Linked DNA regions of Homo sapiens: region 1 is linked to region 2. Evidence: chromatin contacts called from ENCODE Hi-C or POLR2A ChIA-PET data. All regions are on one chromosome and are shown on one strand. Each heading gives the region's core, a stretch centred on a gene start or an enhancer-like site at or near the end of the contact. The rest is flanking DNA. Distances are from core to core; before and after follow the strand shown.

Region 1 (2,854 bases), core at 13-2,512, 150 kb after region 2:
CATTCGCTGGGGTTAGGAGCCATCAGTTAGCCCAGAGTCCACTGGGACAGGGCCTGTGGGACTAGACTTTTAGCGAGAATAAAGAACAGCACAGGGGGCCAGGCGTGGTGGCTCACACCTGTAATTCCAGCACTTTGGGAGGCCAAGGCAGGTGGATCACCTGAGGTCAGGAGTTCGAAACCAGCCTGGCCAACATGCCGAAACCCCATCTCTACCAAAAAATAAAAAATAAGCCAGTTGAGGTGTGGTGGCATGTGCCTGTAATCCCAGCTACTGGGGAGGCTGAGGTGGGAGAATCGCTTGAACCCAGGAGGCAGAGGCTTCAGTGAGTTGAGATCGTGCCACTGCACTCCAGCCTGGGCGACAGGGTGAGACCCTGTTTCAAAAAAAAGAACAGCAGGGTGGAGGAAGATGTTCCAGAGCCTCTGCCAAAAAGCCAGTAAGCTGGCCGGGAAGCTTCCGGATGAAGTCTGGGGACCCTCCCATCGTTGCCTGTGGATGTTCCCACCGCATTTCCAAGGGAGAAGGAAAGCCTCAAGCTACCTTGATCCCCCTCAGAGAAGCAAACGATTCCTGGCCAGGCCTCAAAGCTATGATGTCTCCTTCAACCAGCAGGCTGACTGGCAGGTTGACCAGGTGTCCGTCTCTGTAGGCCCAGTGCAAGGACCAGGATGGCGCAAAAGGCATGTGGAGGTCTGGATACATGGCACTGGGCCACTGGATCTCCCTGCCATCCCTGAGGGCATCTGAGGGGAATGGAAAGAGGGAAACAACCCTCTCAGCCACGGCCCTGCCCCCCAGTCAGATACAGCAGCACTTCCGGAAGCACTGTCTGCCCACTTCCTCTCCCAGGAGGTCTGCGTCAAACCCCTCCACTCGTTCCAACACTTCCCTGCTTTCAAGGATGCCTCCCTTATAAAGCCCTACCCGGCCACTCCAGCCCCAGAGCCTCTACCTCCTCTCAACACCTGGAGCTCTCGTTCTTTGTACCCCCATCCCATTCAGATACACTTCACAAACATTGCAGAGGGCCTGTGAGGGGTGCAAGGTGGAGACAACAACATAGCTCCTCAAGGAGCCACAACCCAGTGGGGCAGATGAGACATGTGGACAGATAACGCCAAACAAGGCAAACACGGCTAAGCATTAACAAAGATCCCTGTGCTGCAGGAGTCCAGAAGAGGGAGCAAACCGATTTGCTGGGGCGATCAGAGGTGGCTTCCTGAAAGAGGAAGCACTGGGGATGGGCCTGGAAGAATGGTTTTGTCAGCTGGAGATGAGTGAGGGAGAAGCTCACCAGCAGAGAACAGTGGAGAGAGGCACAGAGGCAGAGGCTGATACACAGTGGGCCTAGGACTGGTGAGTAGTTTCAGCATCAGAATGAGGAGGAAGAGAAGAGGCTGGAGAGGAAGGTGAGCCTGTGTTGGAGGCTCTGGGAGGCCACTCGTGCCTCTGGGATGGCTTCCATAAGCAAAAGGGAGCCACTGATGCTCCTGGGCAGGAGACTAAGCTCCGGAAAGCAGGGCCCATCTTTTGCCATCACCATTGCACTCCCAGTGCCTGGCACATGGTGGCAATTAACCATCTCAGAACGAAAGGACAAACTCACTTAGCATCTAAACGTCCACTGCCCAGGTCTGTTGGAGAAAGGTCTCATGAGTGGGTGCTGCTTCTCCCACAGCACCACATGCCCCTGGACAGCAGGAGCCACCGTCCCTCAAAAGAGCCTCAACAACCCTCAATCCGCAGCCAAGCTTCATAAACACCGCCTGAATGAAAGGCCAAGCAGAAATCCAAGCCACTCCCCTCCCTTTTGGAGCTGGGCTGCTCCATCTCAGGCTCCCGGCCCCTACCCCACCCCAATTCCTGCAGGTATGTCTGCCCACCTTCCCATGTCTCCCAGCACAGTACACCAGACAAGATGGACTTGAACGAGAAAACTTCAATCATCCTCCTGCCATGTGAGAGGACTTCCCTGTTGGTTTCCCAACGTGAGCCAGCCTGCAAGCCCACCTGCCACTGTTGGCCTTCCTGCCTGCCCAGCCCTCTGCCTGGGCACCCACCACCATCCCACAGCTCTCACTGCCCTGCTCAAAAGAGAGTGGGCATCCTTCTAACTCCCCAGATGACAAGAGCCCCTGCAATGCTGGCCACAGGCAACCCGTCTGTGCTGGGGTGCAGGAGGGGAGCCCTCAGGGCTCTGATATGTCCGGTCATCTTTTCCCACCAATATGCCTGCCCTTGACCTCACCTTGGATTTGGTCAATGATCCCTCGCAGCCTCCGCTCTACCTCCCGACGCTTCAGCCGGTCTTGCCGCCCGATGAGCACAAGGTTGAGAAGCAGTAACAGGAACAAGGCCGAGGCATTCACCAGCCCCACCCCACGGCTGGTGGGAGGAAAGAGAGGCCGCACCCACAGGGAGTGAGGGCTCGCCCACCCAGCAGCCCCCAGGCCACAGCTCCCCTTCCCACCCCAGTCCCTTGTGGAAAGACTGTCCCGTTCTGGTGCCCTGACACCAGCTAGGCCTCTGACCCCATTCAAGGGACTGAGGAGGTTCCCTTACATCCCAGGAGCAGCTTGGGGGTGACAGCCCCCAAGAGCCCTGGTCTGTCCCAGGTGCCGCGGCAGGATGGACAGCACAGCTGGAGAGGTTGGGGAGCAGCCCCTGGGCGCACACCTCCCGGCTGGCTGTCCCCCGCAGCAGCCCAGCAGCAGCAGCACGGCCAGTAGCATGAGTGAGGCCCCCGGCCAGTGGAAGCAGGAGCAGCGGTTACTGTGGTGGAGGAAGCTGCTTCTCCACACCTCCTGGGAAGTTCGGACAGGGAGGGGACAATGAGAGGCCTGTCCCACTC
Region 2 (2,850 bases), core at 197-2,696:
CTCCCAGCCTCACTTCTGTGACCTTCTGCCCACCTGAGCCTGAGTTGAAAGTCAGTCCTCCAGGTTCCTGGTTTGGTGTTCAAGGCTCATCACCAGAGGGAGATCTAGGAGTTTATGGGGTTCTAGATGGGCCCAGGGAGGAGGACCCAGGCTGAGCCGTGAGCTGAGAACACCAGCAGTGAGTGGGCCAAGCCCCTGAAAGGACACAGATGGGCAGAGTCCTGCTGCATCCTGGGGGCGCCGCATGCTGGCTGGGCAGACCCTGCGCTGACCTCGACAGGGCTCTGCCCTAATCCTGGGAAAAAGGGAGGCTCAGCAGGCCGGCAGCCATTCTCTCCCAAGCTGGACAGCCAAATCCCTCTTTTAAGCCCCCTGAATAAAAGAGCTGAAATGAACTTGCAGAATAAGCAGGCCCTCGGGGCCCCTCTGCTGCACAGCAGGCGGAGCAGGAGGCGCTCTGAGCAGAGCCCCCAGCCCTCCCCTAGTGCAGGGTCCCAGCAGCAGGGAGAGTGCAGGTGTGTGCAGGAGGCTGGCTGACTTCCCTGCAGGGAAGCGACCCAGCATGTCCCCGAAGACCTCTCCGTGTTTATGGTAGACTGTGGCCCTTCACCCTGGGGGCAGGGGACCCTTGCTGCTCCCTCCCTGTCCCCCCTTCTTCTGTGGCCATTGCCACTCACCTGGGAGCTCAGGTGTTGGGGGCTGAGCAGCAGTGCCCCAGCGCGGAGCCTCCACGTGCTGTCCTCGTACTTCCTTCGTGGGCGCCGCTGCTCCCCTGGGCGCCTCAGCCCAGCTCCTCTGCTGACAGCCAGCTGCTGTCTCTGCCTGGCTTTTTTGTTGTTGGTCGTCCTGGAGATCCAAGTGTCAAATTACCGTCGCGAGGGGGAGCCCGAGGAAGCCCTGCTTGGGAACTTGTCCTCCAACTTCATGTCCCGGTGCCTCACCTCTGCCCTGAGAGCGCTGCTCAGGGACAAGACAAGCTCCCTCTCTCCTCCTCCTTCCTCCTCCTCTCCCTCTCCCCGACTCCCACGCCGTGGGCTGGGCCTGGGTTGGGAGCTGAAGAAAGAAGTCGGCTCTCTGCCTTCCTGGCCAGGAGGACCCTGGGGAGGCTCCACCTGAGCCTGTGGAGGGGAGTCCTGCAGCGCTCTCAGGTCTGGGGCACCCACCCTGCCCTCAGGAAGGCCACCCCTTCTGTCCCTCTGGCCACTCCCTGGCTGGTCCCTCCCTCTGGCCTCTCTCAGGAACAACAGTAAACAGTGGGGAGCTGGTGGCCCTCTCAAGCTGAGCAGGAGGCTTTGCAACCAGTCCCTGGGGAGGCCCTTGTGCCGCTCAGCATCTGAAGGCGTCTTGGGGGAGAACTTGGAATCCTGAGTGACCTGGGAGTGGCCTGCGCGCCCGGCAAGGCGCCTCATGTTCCTTGTGAGGTGAGGGCCTTCTGCTGGGGCTGTGACCGCACTCCTGGCCCAGCTGTCAGGGCAGGGCTCCAGAGTCCAGGGGCCGGGCCCTGTGACATTTGCCTGGTTGTGCCTCCCAGCAGGCTAGGCTGTGTGGAGAGAAACCGACCCCAGCCCCGCTGTCAATGGAGCTCTTTGAGTCCGAGCACAAAACCCCAGTGAGTCAGGGCCTGAGGAGGGCAGGGGGAGGAAGCCAGCCATGTGGTCACACCACTCGGATGCCAGAGCCTCCCAGAGGCTGGACAGGCGGCCGCTGTGCGGGCGCACGGACTCCTGGGGATGAACCATTTGTTGCATTTACTCATTGGAGCAGAGTGGGGGCAGGAGCGCCCTCTGGTGGCCGCCTCGGCTGTCCCAGCCCAGGTCAGGCTTCAGAGCTGCATTCACTCAGCTAAAAGAAAGTCAGCCAGGCCCTGCTTCCTTACCGGGGTGTTGCAATCAGCCTTGCATCCTTGAGCCTGCGCCTTGGGGTCGCAGCCCCTCAAAGGGCTTCTTGCAGCCGCAGCAGTGCTCACACTGGGAGGAGTTCTAGTTAGAGCAGTTAATGCCAGCTATTCTTGTCCCTGGGATGTGGCACCCCAGACAGCCCTGCCTGTGTTCCAGCATCTCCTCTTGGGCTTCCCTACCCTGTGCCACGTTCCTGGTGGCAGGAATGGCTGTTTATAAGGAGCCTGAGAGAGCTATGGCCCCTCTTGCGGCCTCTGCAGCTGCCCCAAGGGTCGACAGCCACCCCCATGCAGAGGGAACAGAGATGCGACAGAGCCTCGTGGGCCAGCCAGAGGCTGCTCCCTGCTCCCAGCATGGGCAGAGGCCGCTCACCCCAGGAGGGCTGCAGCAGGGTTGAGACAGAGGAAGACGAGAGGAGGACTCCAGGCGAGGCTGCGTCTCCCTGGCTAAAGGCCCCACCTGTGACACCCTCACGGGTTGATGATGGGACATATTACTACACAGCCGTGCCTGCCTTAGCAATGCAAATACGTTTTGAGAAATTTAACTTGTCATTGTGCGGTCACAGAGTATACTTAGGGAAATCAAACAGCAATTCCAGGGAAGAGAAGGAAAAAAATATCAAGCGGCACAGCCTCCTACACACCCAGGCCATGCGCTACAGCTTGTTGCTCCTAGACCACAAACCTGTACATCACGTTACTGTCCTGAGTACCGTATGCAGTTGTAACACAGTGGTATTCACATATCTAAGCACACATAAGCATAGAAAAAGTACAGTAGAAATACAGTGTTAGAATCGTAGGGGACCACCATTGGCTGTGCAGTCATTCCATGGGGCATGACTGTACTGTAATGCACTTCAGACATCACCTCAGCCATCTTCGCTCAGTCCGTGAGGGCTGTGCCTTTCTGCACCATCTTACTGACGGGAATGCATGGGCTTTAGGAG

Evidence for each region. A loop is a pair of places that touch in the nucleus more often than their neighbours do. ChIA-PET counts read pairs that join two places held with the same protein, here RNA polymerase II (POLR2A). Pooled maps may share reads with other maps.
Region 1: a loop to region 2 is called in a pooled map, with 2.2 times the contacts of the local background. The contact joins the enhancer-like site here to the promoter of SMIM5 in region 2. A Hi-C loop is called at or near these places in 3 of 50 pooled maps. POLR2A ChIA-PET finds 5 or more read pairs at or near these places in 4 of 52 experiments (BJ, PC-9, activated naive CD4-positive, alpha-beta T cell and 1 more).

What each region holds. Positions count from the first base shown.
Region 1 is chr17:75,485,824-75,488,677 of GRCh38, reverse strand. It overlaps TMEM94 (transmembrane protein 94), which reads right to left. Exons shown (of 32, transcript NM_014738.6): 4 at 2,680-2,807; 5 at 2,252-2,388; 6 at 544-746. Among named protein-coding and RNA genes, the nearest start is that of MIR6785, 11 kb to the left of the region's middle. RefSeq lists an enhancer at 562-611. Within about 2 kb of position 1,262, at least 18 of the 41 ENCODE cell types and tissues checked have a DNase peak (open chromatin) inside an H3K27ac peak, as active enhancers do.
Region 2 is chr17:75,632,030-75,634,879 of GRCh38, reverse strand. SMIM5 (small integral membrane protein 5) reads right to left here and starts at 1,446. Exons shown (of 3, transcript NM_001162995.3): 1 at 678-1,446. The region is part of intron 8 of RECQL5 (RecQ like helicase 5); the gene reads left to right. RefSeq lists enhancers at 1,014-1,693, 1,694-2,374.